Regions from separate parts of the Homo sapiens genome. Here region 2 is linked to region 1. Evidence: read pairs that join two places in POLR2A ChIA-PET (ENCODE). Cell type or tissue: B cell. All regions are shown on one strand. Each heading gives the region's core, and the rest is flanking DNA. Links, peaks and the distances in the headings are about the cores only.

What was found. Peaks named below come from ENCODE experiments on the same cell type or tissue, not always from the same donor. Only the 100,000 strongest peaks of a DNase experiment are listed, where the experiment ranks them.
Region 2: POLR2A ChIA-PET joins it to region 1 with 7 read pairs; 17 of 35 experiments call an interaction of 5 or more read pairs at or near these places.

Annotation. Positions count from the first base shown.
Region 1 is chr11:9,241,661-9,253,443 of GRCh38, forward strand. All of the region lies in intron 1 of DENND5A (DENN domain containing 5A), which reads right to left. Among named protein-coding and RNA genes, the nearest start is that of DENND5A, 18 kb to the right of the region's middle. RefSeq lists enhancers at 8,801-8,910, 10,605-11,304. In B cell, for the core only: no CTCF peak of the experiment used is centred there; a DNase peak (open chromatin) is centred at 5,041.
Region 2 is chr11:9,300,922-9,312,704 of GRCh38, forward strand. The region is part of intron 1 of TMEM41B (transmembrane protein 41B); the gene reads right to left. It also overlaps the pseudogene PRR13P2. Among named protein-coding and RNA genes, the nearest start is that of TMEM41B, 7.8 kb to the right of the region's middle. In B cell, for the core only: no CTCF peak of the experiment used is centred there; no DNase peak of the experiment used is centred there.

The DNA.
Region 1 (11,783 bases), core at 2,688-6,687:
CTTAGAATTCTCCTGAAATTGTCATCCTCTCAGTGAGGTATACCCTGACCATCCTATTAAAAGTACAACATCAGCTGGGCGCGGTGGCTCACGCCTGTAATCCCAGCACTTTGGGAGGCCAAGGCGGGCGGATCACCTGAGGTCGGAAGTTCAATACCAGCCTGATAAATGTGGAGAAACCCCATCTCTACTAAAATTACAAAATTAGCCGGGCATGGTGGCGCATGCCTGTAATCCTAGCTATTCGGGAGGCTGAGGCAGGAGAATCGCTTGAATCTGGGAGGTGGAGGTTGTGGTGAGCAGAGATTGCACCATTGCGCTCCAGCCTGGGCAACATGAGCGAAACTCCGTCTCAAAAAAAAAAAAAAAAAAAAAAGTACAACATCTGTCTCCACCCTGCCCTAACATTCCTGATCCCATTAACCCTGTTTACTGTTTCCACAGCACTTTTCACTTCCTAACATACTATGTAAATTACTGGTTCATTATGTTTATTTTTCAATGTCTCCCTCCACTAAAACCAAAGCTTCACAAAGGCAGTTTCACTCATTGATGTGTCTTAAGAACCTAAAATAGTGACTAGTAAATAACGGGAACTCAGTAAATAAGAGCTGAAGGAGGGAATAAAAAACAGAGAAAACTAACTTTGAGATCTTCTAGACAATCACTGATTGCAAGACACTCACTCTCAATTATAAACATACCTTCGTTATATCATTTATCACAGTGCATTGTCATTATTGGCTTACACGCCTAACCCCTCAGAAGACTATGAGCCCCTTAAGGACAGTGACTGTCTCACTTACACATCTTTGCAAACAAGTGCCCCATCACTAAGTTGGTCTTTCAATAACACAAAAGTAGAAGACTTTAGAGACAGGGAGAACAGGCTTCCAATTCTTGCTTTATAGTCTCGGGCATGTTATTCAAACTCTCTGCACTTTAGTTTCCTAATCTCCAACATGGGGATAATACCATCTAATACCTGGCATTGAAATGTATTCAATAAAAAAACAACCATTAACTTAAATATCATCTATGAATAACAGGGATGGAATGTTACCAGCCTCATGTTTTTGGCCCCCTATGACCCACAGTGTACTAGTGAGCAGGATGGTCAGCTGAGGCTAGCATAAAAGGGGGTCGAGGCCAGGCGTGGTGGCTCACACCTGTAATCCCAGCACTTTCGGAGGCCGAGGCGGGTGGATAACGAGGTCAGGAGTTCGAGACCAGCCTGGCCAACATAGTGAAACTCTGTCTCTACTAAAAATACAAAAATTAGCCAGGCGTGGTGGCACTCACCTGTAATCCCAGCTACTCGGGAGGTTGAGGCAGGAAGATCACTTGAGCCCAGGAGGCAGAAGTTGCAGTGAGCTGAGATTGCACCACTGCACTCCAGCCTGGGCGACACAGCGAGACTCTGTCTCAAAAAAAAAAAAAAAAACAAAAAAAAAAACTGAGGCGAGTAAGGCTAATTGGAATAACTGCTCTTCTGGAGACTAACTCAATGACTTTGGCCTCATTAAATGCACCACACTCATAACTAACTGAGCTAAGTAGTTAACAGAGCTAGATGGGCAGACTGACAATCCTCCACAAAACACTAAACATTCTTCTAGTAGATAAAATTCAAAATGTACTACTTTTAATACGCAGGGGAAAGAATGTACTTCACACAGATGTTGTGAGAAAATGGGGTGGGGTATATTAGATTAAATATTTAACAAAGAAAGGGATTACACACTACGGTTGACCCTTGAACAACATGGGTTTCAACTGTGTGGGTACACTTATACATAGATTTTCTTCCACCTCTGCCACTCCAAGACAGTAAGACCAACTCCTCCTCTTCCTCTTCAGCCTACTCAGTGTGAAGATGATGAGCATAAAGACCTTTTAAATGATCCACTTCCACTTCCTGAAGGATAAATATATTTTATTTCCCAGCCAGGCACGGTGGCTCACACCTGCAATCCCAGCACGTTGGGAGGCCAAGGTAGGCGGATTACAAGGTCAGGAGTTTGACACCAGCCTGGCCAATATGGTGAAACCCTGTCTCTACTAAAAATACAAAAATTAGCCGGGCGTGGTGGTGGGTGCCTGTGGTCCCAGCTACTTGGGAGGCTGAGGCAGGAGAATCACTTGAACCTGGGAGGCAGAGGTTGCAGTGAGCCAAGATCACACCACTGCACTCCAGCCTGGGCGACAGAACGAGACTCCATCTCACACACACAAAAAATAATATTTTATTTCCCTTATGATTATGTTTTCTCTAGCTTACTTTATTGTGAGACTACAGTATATAATACATTTAACATACAAAATATGTGTTAATTAACTATTTGTGTTATTGGTAAGGTTTCCAGTCAGCAGTAGGCTGTTAGTAAAGTTTTCAGGGAGTCAAAAGTTACTTGTGGATTTTCTGCTACACAGAGAATTAGTGCCCCTAACCCCCAACTTGGTTCAAGAGTCAAGTGTATTTGGACATACAGAACCTCAGAGTTCAGCAAAACTGGATGTTGGTTTAGCAGATGATACTCCTAAATTTCTATTGTATTTCTGCTGTGGTTTAAATGTGTCCTTTCCAAAATTCAGGTGTTGCCAATGTGATAGTATGAAGAGGTGAGGCCTTTAACAGGTGATTAGGCCATGAGAGCTGCTCCCTTGTTAATGGGATTAAGGCCTTTTTTAATTTATTTATTTTATTTATTTTTATTTATTTTTTTGAGACGGAGTTTCGCTCTTGTTGCCCAAGCTGGAGTGCAATGGTGTGATCTCAGCTCACCGCAACCTCCGCCTCCCAGGTTCAAGTGATTCTCCTGCCTCAGTCTCCCAAGTAGCTGGGATTACAGGCATGTGCCACCACGCCCAGCTAATTTTGTATTTTTAGTAGAGACCGGGTTTCTCCCTGTCAGTCAGGCTGGTCTTGAACTCCTGACCTCGGGTGATCCGCCCGCTTCGGCCTCCCAAAGTGCTGGGATTACAGGCATTAGCCACCACGCTCAGCCTATTTTATTTATTTATTTATTTTTGGAGATAAGGTCTGGCTCTGTCACTCAGGCTAGAGTGCAGTGTCACTATCTCAGCTCACTGCAACCCCACTTCCTGGGCTCAAGCAATCCTCCCACCTCAGTCTCCTGAGGATCTGGGACTACAGGCACACGCAACCCAGAAAGCTAATGTTTGTATCTTTATTCATAGAGACAGGGTTTCGCCGTGTTGCCGGGGCTGGTCTCGAACTCCTGGGCTCAAGCGATCCACCCTCCTTGGCCTCCGAAAGTGCTGGGATTACAGGCGTGAGCCACCGTGCTTGGCTCCAAGGCCCTTTTAAAAGAGGCTTCAGGCCGGGTGCGGTGGCTCATGCCTGTAATCCCAGCACTTTGGGAGGCCAAGGCGGGTGAATCACGAGGTCAGGAGACCAATACCATCTTGGCCAACATGCTGAAACCCCGTTTCTACTAAAAATACAAAAAAATTAGCTGGGCATGGTGGCACGCGCCTATAGTCCCAGCTACTCAGGAGGCTGAGGCAGGAGAATCGCTTGAACCCAGGAGGTGGAGGCTGCAGTGAGTTGAGATAGTGCCACTGCACCTGAGCCTGGCGACAGAGCAAGACTGTCACCAAAAAAAAAAAAAAACACAAAAAAAACAAAAAATGCAGTGGCTCATACCTGTAATCCCAGCACTTTGGGAGGTCAAGGCAGGAGGATTACCTGAGGTCAGCAGTCCGAGACCAGCCTGGCCAACATGGTGAAACCCCATCTCTACTAAAAATACAAAAATTAGCTGGGCATGGTGGTGCATACCAGTAATCCCAGCTACTCGAGAGGCTGAGGCAGGAGAATTGCTTGAATCCGGAAGGCGGAGGTTGCAGTGAGCTGAGATCGCAACACTGCACTCCACCCTGGGCTACAGAGCAAGACTCCGTCTCGGGGGAAAAAAGTCCGAATAGGCAGCCTCTATTTTTAATTTAATTTTATTTATTTATTGTTGAGAGGGAGTCTCACTCTGTCCCCTAGGCTGGAGTGCAGTGGCACGATCTTGGCTCACTGCAACCTCCGCCTCCCAAATTCAAGTGATTCTCCTGCCTCAGCCTCCCAAGTAGCTGGGACTACAGGCGTGGACCACCACGCTCAGCTAATTTTTGTATTCTTAGTAGAGACGGGGTTTTACCATGTTGGCCAGGCAGGTCTCAAACTCCTGACCTCAGGTGATCCGCCTGCCTCAGCCTCACAAAGTGCTGGGATTATAGGCGTGAGCCACCATGCCCAACCTATCTCTTCATAATTAATACAACAAATATTCATTAAGCACCTACTACATAAAGTACGTTTTTCTACCAAAGTTAAGAAATTTGCCTACCTGACTCTGAGATGGAGCCGGGACCCCTTTTTTAGGGCCTGCAGACCCCAAGCATGGAAATAAAGGAAAATATGAGTTCCTTCAAGGAAAATTCCAGCGCCCTAGCTAGCCCTAGAAGTGACTGAGCAACCTGTTAAACAAGACAGTAGCCTAAAACAATAGCCAAAGAAGTCAGTGACAGAGATGTTTGCTTTCCCCACACAAACTAAGGAGAACATCTTAAAATGTGTCCCTGAGCTGTCTTTCAGAAATTCAGACACCCACTGAGGTTCCACACCGGACACATAGACCTTAGATAAAAGGATGTAGGGCCAGGTGGGGTGGCTCATGCCTGTAATCCCAGCACTTTGGGAGGCCCAGGCGGGAGGATCATGAGGTCAGGAGATTGAGACCATCCTGGCTAACATGGTGAAATCCCATCTCTACTAAAAATACAAAAAATCAGCCAGGTGTGGTGGCACGCTCCTGTAGTCCCAGCTACTCAGGAGGCTGAGGCAGGAGAATCACTTGAACCCAGGGGGTGGAGGTTACAGTAAGCAGAGATTGCACCACTGTACTCCAGCCTAGGCCACAGAGTGAAACTAAGTCTCAAAAAAAAAAAAAAAAAAAAGGAAGTAAACACTGAAAGTTAACCATCATAACTTTCTAAGGTTCTAAGGTTTGTTCCTGAAGGGCTTAAAGAAAGTCACTCCCCCTAACTAGTTATCATTTTGCTACTGACCCCAAATTTTTATACAAAGCTTTTCTTCCTTAACCAACTGCAAATCAGAAAATCTTTGCATCTACCTACAACCCATAAACCCCACTTCAAGACAGCGCTTCCTTTTAGGCTTAAATCAATGTGTAACCTCCAAGTATTGATTCACAATTTTGCCTGCAGCTCCTGCTTTCCTGAAATTTACCCATACCTTTAAAAACCCTTGCCTTGGCCGGGCGCGGTGGCTCACGCCTGTAATCCCAGCACTCTGGGAGGCCGAGGTGGGCAGATCACGAGGTCAGGAGATCGAGACCATCTGGCTAACACGGTGAAACCCCGTCTCTACTAAAAAATAGAAAAAATTAGCTGGGCATGGTGGCAGGCGCCTGTAGTCCCAGCTACTTGGGAGGCTGAAGCAGGAGAACGGCGTGAACCCGGGAGGCGGAGCTTGCAGTGAGCCGAGATCGTGCCACTGCACTCCAGCCTGGGCGACAGAGCGAGACTCCGTCTTAAAAAAAAAAAAAAAAAACCCTTGCCTGCAAGCCACTGGGGAGGCCAGGATTTGAACATTCAGCTGCCTCGTCCTCCTTGCTTGGCACCCTGCAGTAAAAGCCTTTCTTTCAATGACTGCAAATATCAGTGTAGATAACTGGTTCTACTGCACTGGGCAAGCAGACTCCAATTTAGTTCTACAACAACTCTGAGACAAAGGAGTTTATAATACAGCTCTATAATGTTTCCATTTTCATACTGACCTATGGCTTTTAAAATCAAGAAAAAAATAAAAAATGTTTTTATCAAATAAAAACTCTAAGAAAAACAAGGAGAGAGACACCTAGTGAAGAAAAAAAAAAACAAGCTCTAAAATATTTAAAGAGATTTATTTTGAATCAATATGAACGACCATGGCCCAGGGAACAGTCTCAACACGTTCTTGTGCCTGAGATGCTCATGTTACAGGTTGGTTTTGGTTTACAAATTTTGGATGAAGCCTCCAGGTAACCAAGAGTATAGATGGTAAATATCTCTTTTCAGACCTTAAAAGGTATCCAACTCTTAGATAATCTGCTAGATCTGGGAAAGCCCTGTCTGTACTAATGGAGATTCTCTACAGACTCAAATTTCCCCCACAAAAGACAGCTTTGCAGGGCCATTTTAAAACATCTCAAAGAAATACATTTTGGGGTAAAATACTTTTATTTCCTTCAGGGTCTGCTATGTGTCATATGATGCTAGATAGAGTCAGGTTGGAATTTGGTTATCTTTGGGTTGTTTTGTTTTGTTTTTGAGACAGGATCTTGCTCTGTTGCCCAGGCTAGAGTGCAGTGGCTTGATCTCACTGCAACCTCTGCCTCCCAGGCTCAAGCAATCCTCCACATCAGGCCTCTCGAGTACCTGGTTCTACAGGTGGGTGACACCTCGCTTGGCTAATTTTTGTCTTTTTTGTAAAGACGGGGTTTCACCATGTTGCCTAGGCTGCTCTGGAACTCCTGGATTCAAGTGATCCACCTTCCTCAGTCTCCCAAAATGCTGGGATTTCAGGCATGAGCCACAGCGCCCAGCTGGAATTTCGTATCTTATTGTCAGAGTTTCTTTTGTCAGTCTTATGATCTCCATTTTAACATTAATGGTGGTCATGACTTAAAGGGAGGTTGGCCATGCCTCATTATACCCCTCTCCAAAAGAGAGAGAGAAGCTGAGGTAGGAGGATCCCTTGAGCCCAGGAGTTCAAGACCAGCCTGGGCAACATAGTGACACACTCACTATCTCTACAAAAAATTTAAAAATGAGACAGGTGTGGTGGCATGTGTCTGTGGTCGCAGCTACTCCAGAGGCTGAGTAGGAGGATGGCTTGAACCTGGGAGGTCTAGGCTGAACTGCGCTGTGATTGAGCCCCTGCATTCCAGCCTGGGCAAAAGAGAGGGGTATAATGAGGGATGGCCAACCTCCCTTTGAGTCATGACCTGGAATTTAGTTTTTCAGGTTTCTCTAGGGTCCCCTTGGGTGGGCATTCAATTGGCTGAGGGGCTTAGGATTTTACTTTTGGTTTACACATCTAACTTACCCAAAATAAAATATTTAGTTTTCTTCAACAATATTAACAATATATCCCAAAATTAGTAGCTATCTTCATAACTAGGCTAAAACATTGTTAGAGGGCCATTGTTCTAAAACTACAAAAAGAAAGAATGAAAAAGGCATCAGAGATGATACACCTGAAAAAATAACCAAGTCCTGGCTGGGCGCGGTGGCTCACACCTGTAATCCCAGCACTTAGGTGGGCGGATCACGAGGTCAGGAGATCGAGACCATCCTGGCTAACGTGGTGAAACCCTGTCTCTACTACAAATACAAAAAAATTAGCCGGGCGTGGTGGTGGGCGCCTGTAGTCCCAGTTACTCAGGAGGCTGAGGCAGGAGAATGGCGTGAACCCGGGAGGTGGAGCTTGCAGTGAGCTGAGATAGTGCCACCGCACTCCAGCCTGGGAGACAGAGCGAGACTCCGACTCAAAAAAAAAAAGAAAAAGAACCAAGTCCTCTGACACTCCTGGAAAGTAATTCTAACGTGTTGTAACGAAAAAGCATGTAATTTGTTATAAATCAGGTTTATTCATTTACTGTCTTATAATTGTGGCCTGTGATTATTTCTTTTTTTGTTTCTTTTTGAGACAGGGTCTAGCTATGCTGCCCAGGCTGGAATGCAGTGGCTCAATCACAGCTCATTGCAGCCTGGACCTCCCAGGCTCAAACGATCCTCCCAGCTCGTCCTCTGGAGCTGAGGCACATGCCATCACACTGGGCTCATTTTTATATTTTTTTATTTTATTGTATTTTATTGTATTTTTTTGAGACAGAGTTTCGCTCTTGTTGCCCAAACTGGAGTGCAATGGCGCAATCTCAGCTCACTGCAACCTCTGCCTCCAGGTTCGAGCAATTCTCCTGCCTCAGCCTCCCAAGTAGCTGGGATTACAGGCGCCCACCACCATGCCTGGCTAATTTTTGTGTATTTTTAGTAGAAATGGGGTTTCACCATGTTAGCCAGGCTGTTCTCGAACTCCTGACCTCAGGTGATCCACCCACCTCGGCTTCCCAAAGTGCTGGGATTACAGGCATGAGCCACCGTGCCCGGCCTCATTTTTAAATTTTTTTGTAGAGACAGTGTTGCACTACGTTGCCCGGGCTAGCCTCAAACTCCTGAGTTCCAGGGATCCTCCTACCTCAGCTTCCCAAAGTGGTGAGATTACAGGATCGAGCCATCGCACCTGGCCCAATTATTCTTTCTAAACCATTTCCTCTTCTGTGTTCATGCCTTTAAAAATAAAATTTAAAAAAAAAAAAAAAATCCTTAAAATTTCTCAGGTGTTTTCCATATCATTTTATTATCAAGAATATGGCTAATCAGAAGTCACAGCCAGCCCCCGAACTACAACTACAAAACATGCATATTATAGGCTACACTGAGGGATTTCTGAGGTTAGCAGATGCAAATCTTTTTTTTCCTTCAAAGAAGACAGACCCAGGCAAAAAGCATAAAACATCCTGAAACTGTCACCAAAAAAAAAAAAGTTTCTTAGAAGCAAACCCCTAGTAACTACCTAGTCTAAGAAAAACATTTCCAGAACTGATAAAGAGTGGGGAAAGAGGAAAGAACAATGGTTGTTGTTAACCACAATTCTGAAAACAAGCAACCTGTCTCCTCTCCTGACACAGCTCCTCTACTGCAATGTGGGCTGGAGACTGAACCACAAAGAGGTCGCACTACAGCTCTGCATTTCAACGATTATGCCACTGCTTCAGTTTTCCCACATCTATAATTTTAAAAAAACAAACAAACCTCAGTAATAGTAAGACAGCAAACAGAAGACCTGGATTCTAACAGATCTTTCTAACTTGGTGGGTAACAATGGACAAACAATTTTATTTCAAGCGGGGCTAAAAAAATTAAAAATCATTTAAAAGTACAGTGTAAAACTACAAAGTCATTTATAAATATTAATCATTACCATCTGTCAAAAGTGATAGCTGAACTATCTCTGATTTCTAGCTCTGACATTTTTTGATTCTGTGACCAATATAAACCAATGCACATACATTGTTTGGCCAACTGGAATAGTTTAGAAATCAAGGACTTCCGGCCGGGTGCGGTGGCTCACGCCTGTAATCCCAGCACTTTGGCAGGCTGAGGCGGGTGGGTCACCTAAGGTCAGGAGTTCGAGGCCAGCCCCGACCAACATGGTGAAACCCCCTCTCTACTAAAAATACAAAAATTAGCTGGGCATGGTGGCAGGCACCTGTAATTCCAGCTACTTGGGAGGCTGAGGCAGGAGAATCGCTTGAACCCAGGAGGCAGAGGTTACAGTGCGCTGAGATCAAGCCACTGCACTCCAGCCTGGGCAAGAGAGTGACACTCCATCTCAAACAAAAAAAAAAAAAAAAAAAGAAAGAAAGATATCAAGGAATCCCACATTCACAGAGGAATGAAACTCAATGTGAGAAACCTCTACAGACTTTTCACTGCTCAGACCTCTCAGCATTCCAGGAAAGCATTTTAGGCTAACCCAGCTAGTTCAGTACATAAAGTAGACCACAGATGGCCAAGCAAAATTTTAACCTGACTTACCCATCACATAATGAACAATAAAAAATAAAAAATTACTAACCTGGTTCTCTTTAACAGGAAGCTCTACAAGAGATTCCATGTACGACAACAAGCAAATATCAAAGACAGTACAATATTTGAGAAACACAACGGTCTAAACTATACCTATTGCCATCTTACTTCCTGAGTCATATCTGATCCCCTGAAGGCATACTGAAAACAACTTGACATCTGGCACACACTCTCATTTTCTGCCATGCCAGGATTCTACCACTCATAAGACTCAGCCCAGGGTTCTACATACGCCAAATGAAAATCAGCAACCACAGAAGATTTGGAATATGGCATTTGACTAACTGCTTCACTTAGTAACTTTTAAGAACTAAATCCAGCTGGGTGCGGTGGCTCACACCTGTAATCCCAGCACTTTGGGAGGCCGAGGCGGGCGGATTCCGAGGTCAGGAGATCGAGACCATCCTGGCTAACACAGTGAAACCCCGTCTCTACTAAAAATACAAAAAATTAGACTGGCGTGGTGGCAGGCCCCTGCAGTCTCAGCTACTCGGGAGGCTGAGGCAGGAGAATGGCGTGAACCTAGGAGGCGGAGCTTGCAGTGAGCCGAGATGGCACCACCGTACTCCAGCCTGGGCGACAGAGCGAGACTCTGTCTCGCGAAAAAAAAGAAAAAAGAACTAAATCTGGCCAGGTGCAGTGGCTCATGCCTGTAATCTCAGCACTTTGGGAGGCCGAGGCGGGCGGATCACGAGGTCCAGAGATGGAGACCATTCTGGCTAACATGGTGAAACCGCATGTCTACTAAAAACACAAAAATTAGCTGGGCATGGTAGCACGCGCCTGTAGTCCCAGCTACTCGGGAGGCCAAGGCAGGAGAATCGCTTGAACCCGGGAGGCAGAGGTTGCAGTGCCGCAGTCACACCACTGCACTCCAGCCTGGGCGACAGAGCAAGACTCCGTCTCAAAAAAAAAAAAAAAAAAAGAACTAAATATAAAAATCTGGCCGTAATAGCCTGTGTTTAATTACTGAATTCGGCCAGGTGCAGTGGCTCATGCCTGTAATCCCAGCACTTTAGGAGGCAGAGGTGGGTGGATCACCTGAGGTCAGGAATTCAACACCAGCCTGGCCAACATGACGAAAGCGTCTTTACCAAAAATACAAAAATTAGCCAGGTGTGGTGGCGCTTGCATGTAGTCCCAGCTACTCAGGAGGCTGAGGCAGAAGAATTGCTTGAACCTTGGAGGCGGAGGCTGCAGTAGCCAAGATCGCACCATTATATTCCAGCCTGGGTGACAGAGTGAGACTCCGTCTCAAAAAAAAAAACCAAAAAACTGAATTCCACAAGGAAGTCACCAGCTTCTGAAAGGCAAGCCTCTTTCTCACTGGACATTAGGCCATCTCTAGCAGGAACCTAAAACATATCAACATATGAAGTATAGGTTCCTTCATGTGTACCCAGGTTCCTAAGAGACCTCTAAGACTATCTGACAGTAATTCAAAGCCAGGGACAGCAACAGGATTTTTTTTTTTTTTTGAGTCAGGGTCTCACCCTATTGCCCAGGCTGGAGTGCAGTGGCACAATCATGGCTCACCACAGTCTGGACCTCCCTGGACTCAGCTGATCTGCCAACCTCAGCATCCCAAGGAACTGGAACCACAGACATACACCACTACACCAGGCTAATTTTTCTATTTTCTGTAGAGACCCGAGTCTCGCCATGTTGCCCAGGATTGTCTCAAACTCCTGGCCTAAAGCCATCCTCCCCCACTCGGCCCCTCAAAGTGCTGGGATTACAGGCATGAGCTACCATACCTGGCCACAACAGGAATTTACAAGCTGAGCGAAGCCCAAGTACACCTTCCAACAAAGCCAAAAAACAAGCTTATAAAAGGATGTAGGACTGGAAAGGGGTGTTACCAAAGGAGGCTTTAGGCAAAGAAAACTTTATTTTTAACCTAGGAAGGAAGGAAGGGCTGAGCAGACTCTAAGAGAATTTGGTTTAAGCACCAAACACTGTGACTCAGGATTTCCTTCTATGAAGAAAATTGCAGGGCCCCAATATCATTAAAGTAAAATCCACTAATTTCAGTATGATCCTCCCTGCCTGAT
Region 2 (11,783 bases), core at 4,411-8,410, 61 kb after region 1:
TCCAGAAGCAGTAAGCAGAAGAAAGTACGGGACTGTTTTCCCAGGAACTGGTCAATAGCGCGAAGGCCAGGACAACTTTACATTGCACTCACTGGGGAAGAGGTAGGAGTGGGTGACTCAATTTTTATTTTACCATTATCCCTTGTATACACTGATAATACTCAAGAGTATTTAAAAATATGTATACTATATGGCCCGGCATGATGGCCCACGCCTGTAATCCCAGCACTTTGGGAGGCCGAGGTGGGCGGATCACAAGGTCAGGAGATTGAGACCATCCTGGCTAACACGGTGAACCCCCATCTCTACTAAAAATACAAAAAATTAGCTGGGCATGGTGGTGGGCGCCTGTAGTCCCAGCTACTTGGGAGGCTGGGGCAGGAGAATGGCATGAACCTGGGAGGCGGAGCTTGCAGTGAGCCAAGATCGCACCACTGCACCCCAGCCTAAAAAAAATGTATACTATAATTCAGATTTATTATTTTTAGTTCCCTTAGAATGGATTCAACTATTGCACAGGTGGCTTTCAAACACGCGTTTATGAAGTATCCTAAAAGTACTGAACTGCCTATACTCTCTTTAGCAAATCCTTCTTCATAAAAGTTTACAAATGTGTATTAGACAGCTGTCATTGCTGCTCTGCCCCATCTCCCTTCTCTTGAATTAACACCCTTCCCCTGTCCCATAAGGGGGCCAATCTCAGTAGCCCCTATTCTAACATTCTACCCTCCCAAACCCAGAAAACTGTCTGGCCCAGGGTTGGACACCTCACCCAAGTAGTAACAAATCATTACTGGCTGACCAGATTTTCTCTTGATAATTTGAACTAAAAGAGATACTGGTTGTCAAGCGATAGTGGGACTTGGAGCTAAAAGGTTAAATGGTGGAGGACACAGTAAGCCAAAGTGGTACGCCGAAGACATGTATCAGAAAACAAGAAAGGTTGGAACAGAAACCCAGAGAAGCAGAATTGGGAAATATAGCTAAGCTACTTGCTGATTTCTAACGTTCCACTTCCCCAATGCCTAGCTCTATTTCTTGCTCATAAATGCCAGTTGAGATTCTCTCTTATATTATTTTTCTCGGTTTTTTTTTTTTTTTTTGAGACGGAGTCCTGCTCAGTCGCCCAGGCTGGAGTGCAGTGGCACAATCTCAGCTCACTGCAACCTCCGCCTCCCGGGTTCACGCCATTCTCCTGCCTCAGCCTCCCGAGTAGCTAGAACTACAGACACCTGCCACGATGCCCGGCTAATTTTTTTTTGTATTTTTAGTAGGGATGGGGTTTCACCATGTTAGCCAGGATGGTCTTATCTCCTGATCTTGTGATCCACCCGCCTCGGCCTCCCAAAGTGCTGGGATTACAGGCGTGAGCCATAGCGCCCGGCATTATTTTTCTCTTGTTTTAACAATCTTCCTTTTTTCCTAGTTTAAACTGATGTCTATTCCTTTCAACCAAAAAGTCTTGACTAAATAAAAGATGAGCTTCATTTTTATCCCTTGTCTCACTACAACAATTGGCATTAGTAAGATTTTGCTGATTTTTTTACCCCCGCAAGAGACAGGGTCTCCCTATGTTGCCGAGGCTGGACTTGAACTCCTGGGCTCCAGCAATCCTCCTACTTCAGCCCCTCAAGTAGCTGGCACTACAGGCATGTAACACTGAGCCCTGACTAGATATTACTAAATTCTATGTTGAACACATAGAGAAATAGAAACCAACTAGCTCCTTGCTATTCAAAGAATGTTTGGTAGACTATATGAATCAGCATTATCAGGAAGCTTGCTGGAAATTCAGATTCCCACTGAAGCAAAAATCTGCATTTTAATGATACTCGTGATCTTCATGCACATTAAAGTTTGAAAAGCTAAAATCTGGCCCACTTTTACAAGTAAGAGGCCCAAAGAAGAAGGGTATACTATTTTTTAAAAAAAAATCCTGAGCCAGAGTGGTGGTGGTGTACACCTATAGTCCCAACTACTCAAGAAACTCAGTCAGGAGGATCACTTAAGCACAGAACTTTGATTCCGGCCTGGGCAACACAGTGAGACCCTATCTCTAAAAGGAACCAAATAATGTGAAGTGTATTTCCAAAGCATTTTGTTGTTGTTGTCTGAGAAGGAGTCTCGCTCTGTTGCCCAGGCTGGACTGCAGTGGCACGATCTCGGCTCACTGCAACCTCCACCTCCCAGGTTCAAGCAATTCTCCTGCCTCAGCCTCCCAAGTAGCTGGGATTACAGGCATGTGCCACCACACTGGCTAATTTTTTTTGTATTTTTAGTAGAGACGGGGTTTCACCATATTGGCCAGGCTGGTCCAAGTGATTCCCTTGCCTCAGCCTCCCAAGTAGCCGGGATTACAGACGTGTGCTACCACACCCAGCTAATTTTTATATTTTTAGTAGAGATGGGGGTTTCACCATGTTAGCCAGGCTGGTCTTGAACTCCTGACCTCAGGTGATCTGCCCACCTCGGCCTACCAAAGTGCAGGGATTATAGGCGTGAATGAGTGTGCCCAGTCTGCAAAGCATTTTAATATCTGTTTATAATTTACCTGTAATTTCTGTTGAAATAAGAATTGCTTAGGTTAGTGCTTTGATAATACTAAATATAAATTATTCTTACCTATTCATTAAATTTAGCAAGTTTTCTATAAAAAACTAAATTATCTTTTCCTACTTTCAGTAATCTAAACAATCTAACTTCCCAACTAGTCCCTATTATTCTTTTTCTTTTTTTTTTTTTTTTTTTTTGAGACAGAGTCTTGCTCTGTGGCCCAGCCTCTGTCGCCCAGTCTGGAGTGCAGTGACAGGATCTCAGCTCACTGCAACCTCTGCCTCCCAGGTTCAAGCCATTCTCCCATCTCAGCCTCTGGAGTAGCTGGGATTACAGGCACACGCCACGAGGATCAACTAATTTTTGTATTTTTAGTAGAAACGGAGTTTCACATTGTTGGCCAGGCTGGTCTCGAACTCCTGACGTCAGGTGATCCGCCCACTTTGGCCTCCCAAAGTGTTAGGATTACAGGCGTGAGCCACCACGCCCGGCCTCCAATCAGTCCCTGTTATTCTAACTTTGTTATATTTCATCTTAATCTCAAAAAGGAGATTTGCTCAACTCTTACTTATGAAATTTACTGCAGGAAGGAAGAGGATAATAATATAGTACAAAGGTACCTTCTGATGGAACAATAAACCAAGAATGCCTGTCTCTTAATACTCTAGTTCATTAACCCACAGACGTATTGATATGTATGCTTTTTTGGAACACAGAGAATTAAAAACACACTTTAAACATCTCAGGTAGGTCAAACATGAAAAGGTCTCTGCAGAATCTTGTAATAACAAATACCTAACTGTCATTACATTTATGCTCTGGCTATTACCTAATTCAATACGTATCTTGAGGCCTCCTAATAAGTTATATTCACTCAGAAGTTATATTCTCTAAAAAAAGAAAGCATAATCAGCAAAAAGCAAAAACATCAGGGTGTACTAAATCCAATTGAATAAAAAACGTTGTTTTGGTTTATAAATATAAACCCCATTTATTTATTATTTATTTACTTTTATGAGACGGTGTCTCACTCTGTTGCCCAGGCTGGAGTGCAGTGGTGAAATCATAGCTCACTGCAGCCTTCAACTCCTGGGAGTTGAATGCCTTCAGCTTCAATCCTCCTGCCTCAGCCTCCTGACTAGCTGGGACCACAGGTGTTTGTGACCATGTCTGCTTAATTAATTAATTAATTTTTTTTTTTTGAGATGGAGTCTCACTCTGTCACCAGCCTGGAGTGCAGTGGCGTGATCCTGGCTCACTACAACCTCCGCCTCCTGGGTTCAAGCAATTTTCCTGCCTCAATCTCCCAAGTAGCTGGGACTACAGGCACACGCCACCATGCCCAGATAATTTTTGTATTTTTAGTAGAGATGGGGTTTCACCATGTTGGCCAGGATGGTCTTGATCTCTTAACCTCGTGATCTGCCCCCCTTGGCCTACCAAAGTGCTGGAATTACAGGCGTGAGCCACCACGCCCAGCAATTTTTTGGTTTTGTATTTAGAGACCAGGTCTCACTATTTTGCCCAGGCTGGTCTTGAACTCCTGGCTTCAAGCAGTCCTCCTGCCTCAGCCTCCCAAAGTGCTGGGATTACTGGTATGAGCCATAGAACCGGGCTAGAAAACCTATTTAAACACAAACCGTTTTCACAAGGCTAAAATAGTTATTTTTCTATATATTTTTATTCAATAAAAAGCTATTCAATAAAGTAGGTAAGGAATGAGGGTAATATATATATATAAGTATTGAGTTTTCTGTAGGCTGACATCAAAGCAAAGACACATTATACATGCAAGTAGTGTATATTTTTTCAGGATGTCCATTATGATAATTTATAATTATAGGCCAGGTGTCGTGGCTCACTCCTGTAATCGCAGCACTTTGGAAGGCCACGGTGGGCAGATTGCCTGAGGTCAAGGGTTCGAGACCAGCCTAGCCAACATAGTGAAACCCTGTCTCTACTAAAAATATAAAAAATTAGTCAGGCGTGGTGGCACACCCCTGTAGTCCCAGCCACTGGGGAGGCTAAGGCACAAGAATTGCTGGAACCTGGGAGGTGGAGGTTGTGGTGAGCCAAAGTTGCGCCATTGCACTCCAGCCTGGGCAACAGATATTAATTATAGATGAATTATAGATATTAAACTGTTTTGGAGGCACACTTCACATCATACACTTCTTAAAGGTATGCTACTTTTAAATCCATCTAAAAGTATGCTACTTTTAAATCCAATTAACTTGCCCCAGCCCAGTTTTAACTTACTTTCCTGCTAGAATCAGGTCCAGAGTATAAGAAAAACTAACAAAAATAATTTCATATTATGAGCATCTTTTAAAACCTTCAAAACCATTACTAATTTTTTTTTCTTTTTGGTAGACAGAGTCTACCAAATCTTGTTTTTATAGGTCTACATCTAAATTTATAGTATACACATTTATAATGTGCCTTATGGCCACATTACACACATGTGCCTTTTAGCATTTACAGCTACTTACACCAGCACTTTTCTTTTTTTTTTTTTTTTTGAGACAGAGTCCTGCTCTATCACCCAGGCTGGAGTGCAGTGGTGTGATCTCGGCTCACTGCAACCTCCACCTCCTGGGTTCAAGCCATTCTCCTGCCTCAGCCTCCCAAGCAACTGGGATTACAGGCATGGGCCACCACCCCCAGCTAATTTTTGTATTTTTAGTAGAGACGGGGTTTCACCATGTTGGCCAGGCTGGTCTCGAACCCCTGACCTCAGGTAATCCGCCCACCTCAACCTCCCAAAGTGCTAGGATTACAGGCGGGAGCCACCACGCCCAGCCAGTACTCTGTATTTAGTAACCTCCAAAGCTTCCATCATACTAATTCCCAGTCTGAATTACCCTATTATGTGCTTTTCCAACCTCCTCCCAGGCCAAAGGTACTGTTATAGAAAGCCAGAATTCGCCGGGCATGGCGGCTCACGCCTGTAATCCCAGCACTTTGGGAGGTCGAGGCGGTCGGATCATGAGGTCAGGAGATCGAGACCATCCTGGCTAACACGGTGAAACCCCGTCTCTACTAAAAAAATACAAAAAAAATTAGCCGGGCACAGTGGCGGGCGCCTGTAGTCCCAGCTACTCAGGATGCTGAGGCAGGAAATCGGCATTAACCCGGGAGGCGGAGCTTGCAGTGAGCTGAGATGGCGCCACCGCACTCTAGCCTGGGCGATAGAGCGAGACTCCGTCTCAAAAAAAAAAAGAAAGCCAGAATCACGCTCTTGGCCTACAAGACGTTCAACATGTTTTTCTAACTTCAGTTAGGGATATCACTGGCAAACAGTAATTCTTTTATAGCAGTCCCCAAAAGAGCTATTTCAAGTCACTTTAAGCCTTTGATTTTACCTTCCTTTAACTGCAACCAATGATGCTGCCTCCTACTTTAATGAGCACCCCAATCTCTCCCTCAAGATTTGTTCACAAAATTATCTTCCCTTGCTCCTTTCCCTTCATCTTATCATTAAATGTCAACACACTTCCTTCTATATCTTGCTCTCTGAATTCTTTCTCCATATACTCAACATCTTCAATTTTTCCCTCTTACAAGTACCTTTCCTTTAACTTCCAATATGCATAAATCCATCCTGAAAAATAATTTAACCTTAATGTCCCTCCAGTAGCTCCATAATTCTCCTACTACTTTTACAAAGCAAAATATTCCAATGTCTACGAGATCTTAGGAATGACTCACACTGGTCATCTAGTCCATTAGTTTTCAATATTCAGTGTTTTCTAGATATACTTGATCCCACCACGAACGAAGGAAAAAAAATCCATTTATCCTAAGGACATAAGCTTACAGGCCAACAAGTCTCTTAAGGTCACAAGAATCCACTGTAATATTGTCAGAAATAAACTTTATTTCAACGGTCTTAAACTATTAAAAAAATTAATTGAAAATGGTATTAACATCAAGTATAAATTTAAACAGCTGAAGTATCATAAAATAAAATCTTTTTTTTTTTTTGAGATCGAGTTTCTCTTGTTGCCCAAGCTGGAGTGCAATGGCTTGATCTTGGCTTACCACAACCTCCGTCTCCCAGGTTCAAGCAATTCTCCTGCCTTAGCCTCCCAAGTAGCTGGGATTACAGGCGTGGGCCACCACGTCCGGCTAATTTTGTATTTTTAGTAAAGATGGGGTTTCTCCATGTTGGTCAGGCTGGTCTCAGACTCCCGACCTCAGGTGATCTGCCTGCCTCAGCCTCCCAAAGTGCTAGGATTACAGGCATGAGCCACTGTGCCCAGCCAATAAAATCATTTTTTTAATTTTATTTCGAGTCTTGCTCTGTCACCCAGGCTGGAGTGCAGTGGCGCAATCTCGGCTCGCTGCAAGCTCCGCCTCCCAGGTTCACGCCATTCTCCTGCCTCAGCCTCCCAAGTAGCTGGGACTACAGGCACCACCCGCCACCTCTCCCGGCTAATTTTTTGTATTTTTAGTAGAGACGGGGTTTCACCGTGGTCTGGATCTCCTGACCTCGTGATCCGCCCACCTCGGCCTCCCAAAGTGCTGGGATTACAGGCGTGAGCCACCGCGCCCAGCCTTAAAATCATTTTTTAAAAACACAACAGAGGCGAGACACAGTGGCTCACACATGTAATCCCAGCACTTTGGGAGGCTGAGGTGGACACATCACTTGAAGTCAGGAGTTCCAGACCACACTGGCCAACATGGTAAAACCCTCTACTAAAAATACAAAAATTAGTTGGGCGTGGTGGTATGCGCCTGTAATCCCAGCTACTGGGGAGGCTGAGGCATGAGAATCACTTGAACCTGGGAGATGGGGGTTGCAGTGAGCTGAGATCACGCCACTGCACTCCAGCCTGGGCAACAGAGCAAGACACCGCACCTGGCCAACCTTGGACATTTTAAATCAATAAATCATTAAGATGGAGAACTTGCTAAATAAAATATTCCATTCCTTGCCTTTTTCTTCCATGAGCTTACTTCTTCCATTTTCTCCCTTCTGTTGGACTCTTCATTCTCTTCCTTCCATGCCAGCCTGGACTCCAAGAAGTATCATCTGAACTAGCACCTTTGACTGAAATCCTTATTCTTTCCTTATAGCCACCTAACCAAAAATCAGCACTACAAATTCACTTTCTTCCTTCCTACATCACAATGGTTTAGCACAAATACAGAAAAATCACTGAGTGATCCATCACAGAAATCCATGTCATTGGGAAAACTGATTTAGCTCTATTCCTACTCTTTCTTCTACATGTAGAATATGAATCAGGCTGAGCCAATCAGGTTACTCTGATGACCTACTGACAATAATGATAGGTTCAGGAAAAAGCATCTGATCTGAGGCAATCTAATCAGTGAATAGCAAGACTTCATCCGTAATACTAGGACAAAGATTCTCAAAATTAACATGGAAGCATTTAGCTTACCTGAAGCTTCAAGGGGAACCAAACTTAAGGTTAAGCTGACATCAAATAAGCAAATCAAGATATGAAAAATCTGATCCTGGCCGGGCGTGGGGCTAACACCTATAATCCCAGCACTTTGGGAGGCCAAGGCGGGTGAATTACTGGAGGTCAGGAGTTCAAGACCAGCCTGGCCAACACAGAGATAACCCGTCTCTACTAAAAATACAAAATTAGCTGGGCGTGGTGACGTGTGCCTGTAATCCCGGCTACTGGGGAGGCTGAGGCGGAGAATCGCTTGAATCTGGGAGGTGGAGGTTGTGGTGAGCCAAGATCGCACCATTGCACTCCAGCCTGGGCAAAAAGAGTGAAACTCCATTTCAAAAAAAAAGAAAGAAAGAAAAATCTGATCCTGAAGATGCTGAGCAACTGGCTCCAGCCTGATGCCACCAAATCCTACTCATTACTTGATTTACTTACATGGACCAATAAGCTCCCTTTCAGCAAGGGTTCCAGTGGGTTTTCTGTCGTAGACCAAAAAAATTCTGATACATAATACCTGGGTTGAGACTGACATCAGCAAACCATACTAATGCTTTGGTTGATATTCAGCTGCCAAGTCTAGTCTTAGATTTCATCTACAGTAATCAGAGCTTCCTTCTTTCTGTAAGCCAGTACTTTGCTCATAGTAGACACCTGAGGAGTATTTGTTAAACAAATAGCAAGGCAGGATCTAGACCAGGGATCTGGATTATCCAAGTCAGAACAATATTGTCAGCCAGGCGCAGTGGCTTACACCTGTAATCCCAGCACTTTGGGAGGCTGAGGCAGGCAGATCACAAGGTCAGGAGATCGAGACCATCCTGGCTAACATGGTGAAACCCCATCTCTACTAAAAATACAAAAAATTAGCCAGGCGTGGTGGTGGGTGCCTGTAGTCCCAGCTACTTGGGAGGCTGAGGCAGGAGAATGGCGTGAACCCGGGAAGGGGAGGTTGCAAGTGAGCCAAGATCGCACCACTGCACTCCAGCCTGGGTGACAGAGCAAGACTCCATCTCAAAAAAAAAAACAAAAGAACAAAAAAAAATATTGTTTTCTAGAAGCAATAAAATCAACTTTGAGACAGTGTTTTTCAATCTTTTTTGATTGTGTTCCAAGTAATGTATTATTATTATTATTATTTTTTTTTGAGATGGAGTCTCACTCTATCACCCAGACTGGAGTGCAGTGGCGCTATCTTGGCTCACTGCAAACTCCACCTCCTGGGTTCAAGTGATTCTCCTGCCTCAGCCTCCCAAGTAGCTGGGATTACAGGTGTGCACCACCATGCCCAGCTAATTTTTGTATTTTTAGTAGAGACAGGGCTTCTTCATGTTAGTCAGGCTGGTCTTGAACTCCTGACCTCATGTTCCGCCCGCCTCGGCCTCCCAAAGTGCTGGGATTACAGGCATGAGCCACCATGTCAGCCTAAGTAATGTACATGACCCGGTATACACAAAATCTATATAACTCAAGGAAAGATTAAACAAAAAAAAACCAGCATTTAATCCCAAAGCACTGATATTTTCTCTTCTATTCCATTTTTTTTAAAAAAATGCTTATTATTGATTATCCATCAAATTGATTTCACACCCCTCACAAGGGTCATGACTTATATATTGAAAAACATAGTCCAGCTCTCTTAAGTTAAAATGGAGAACTTGCTAGTAAATACATAGGTCGGGGCAAACACCACCAAAAAAGTTATGTACTCTAGTCCAGTCACCTTCAAACCGATTAGGTTAAGAGCCCTTTTTTTTTTTTTTTTTTTTTTTTAACCAGGAGAAATAACTTTATTTGGACTGAGAGCTGGAGAACAAGAATAGGACCTGAGATAGCATACTGGGCTAAGGAGGAGAGGTAAGGTTCCAAAATGGCAGTCAAAGCTCATCGACCAAACAGACTCTACTTCCCAGCAACCTTGCAGTTAGTGCAACCAACAAAAGGCCTGCTGGGGAATGTATTTTCCACTAAATTCCCCAAGTATGCCAACATTACAAAAAAGATAGAGGTTTTTCATCATAATTAAATTTCCACAATCCTCCCCAATCATGAGTATTATAAGCAGAAGTAAAAAATCACATTTTACAGATCTCAAACTTGTCTTCAACATTTAGTTCATCATCTTCAAAAAACAGCTCCCCTGCTAAACTCATTAGCTATATGATCTATCCAAGCAACAACAAGATGGCCAGGCCATGCCAATTCTCTTCCCATTTTCCCTAGCCACTCAGGGCTCAACAGCAGGGTGAAGCTCAGGCGGGGGTAGGGTGTGGGGAGCACAAGGGCTACTTTCCCCCAATACAACATGGCATCTGAAGCTTGATAGGAGAGCAGAACTGGTGAGACTTGAGGGAAGGACCCAGGGCCTGTATTCAGTCAGAATCACTGCTGGAAGAGGAGGAGGAATGCTTGCTATGCTTGTGCATCTTTTTATGAGCTTTCTTCATTTTCTTCTGTATCTTCTTGCCCACTATCACTGCTGGTCCAACCATGCCAGGAGCCAAGGGACTCACAGGAGGCATTCCAGGAGCAGACGGTGGGTATGGAGGAGGGTAGGGACCCGAGGATTGGCATCCTGGATACCCTGGCTGTGGCACAGGATGAGGGGGCCAACCTGGGGGGAAAGCTGAATTGCCTTGCGGAGCTCCTGGGGGAGGAGGACAGGGGCCTGGGGGAAAGGGTGGGTTGATAGGTGGTGAGTGGGCAGGATTGGAACCTCCAGGGCACCCAATGTTGGGTGGATATGGATTTGGCCCTGGCTGCCTGGCACTGGGATTCCACATGTTTAGGTGTGTCCTCCAGCCTTTCCACTGCTGCCTGGGCTTGATGCATTCTCAAGAGCTTCTTAACTAGTTTCACCTCCTGTCTGCTCTCTCATCTTCATCATGCAAAAATTAGACTTTCCGTGTTACCTCTGCCTTACTCAAGTAGTCAAAGTGGTCCACAGTCTACTAGGCTTAGCTCTGAGACTAGAGGCCAGAGTAATGGCAAGGAATCCACTAAATGTACCAAACATTGCAGATAGCATGTAAAACAGTTCAAACATACATATGATGATAACTACTTATTTGTCAAAGTTATATATGTGTCACTTAATAGAATACAAATTCATTTCCAAGTATCATGGAATTTACAGGAACATTCTGACACATCCTGAACAGGCCAACCTCATCGCCTACTACCACCCAACAGAAACCCTCTGCTCCTGACAAATTAATCTCCCTACCCACACACATAAAAGTTTCACACTAACCTTCAACCCTACTACTCTCTTTCTCCTAGCCTGGAATACCCTTCCCTTCTCTTTACTTATCCAAACCTTACTTATCTGGCAAAGCACAATGGCTCATGCCTGTAATTCCAGCATTTGGGGAGGCCAAGGCAGGAAGACGCTTGAGCCCAGGACTTCAAGACACCCTGGCCCCTTCTCTACAAAAAACAAATAATTAGCTGAGCATGGTGGCACACACCTGTAGTCAGCTATTTGAGGGGGCTGAGGTGGGAAGATCGCATGAGCCCAGGTAGCTGAGGCTGCAGCAAGCTATGATCATGCCACTGCACTCCAGCATAGGTGACACAGCGAGGCCTTGTCTCAAGTCACTAAAAACAGGCCTTACTTCATCATGAAGTGAAGGCACGCCTTCACATCTCTTCCCTGTCTTCCTATAGATTTGTGATCTATAGATGTCATGGGACAGCATCATAAGAATAATTGTAGGCCAGGCGTGGTGGCTCACGCCTGTAATCCCAGCACTTTGGGAGGCCGAGGCGGGCGGATCAACAGGTCAGGAGATCGAG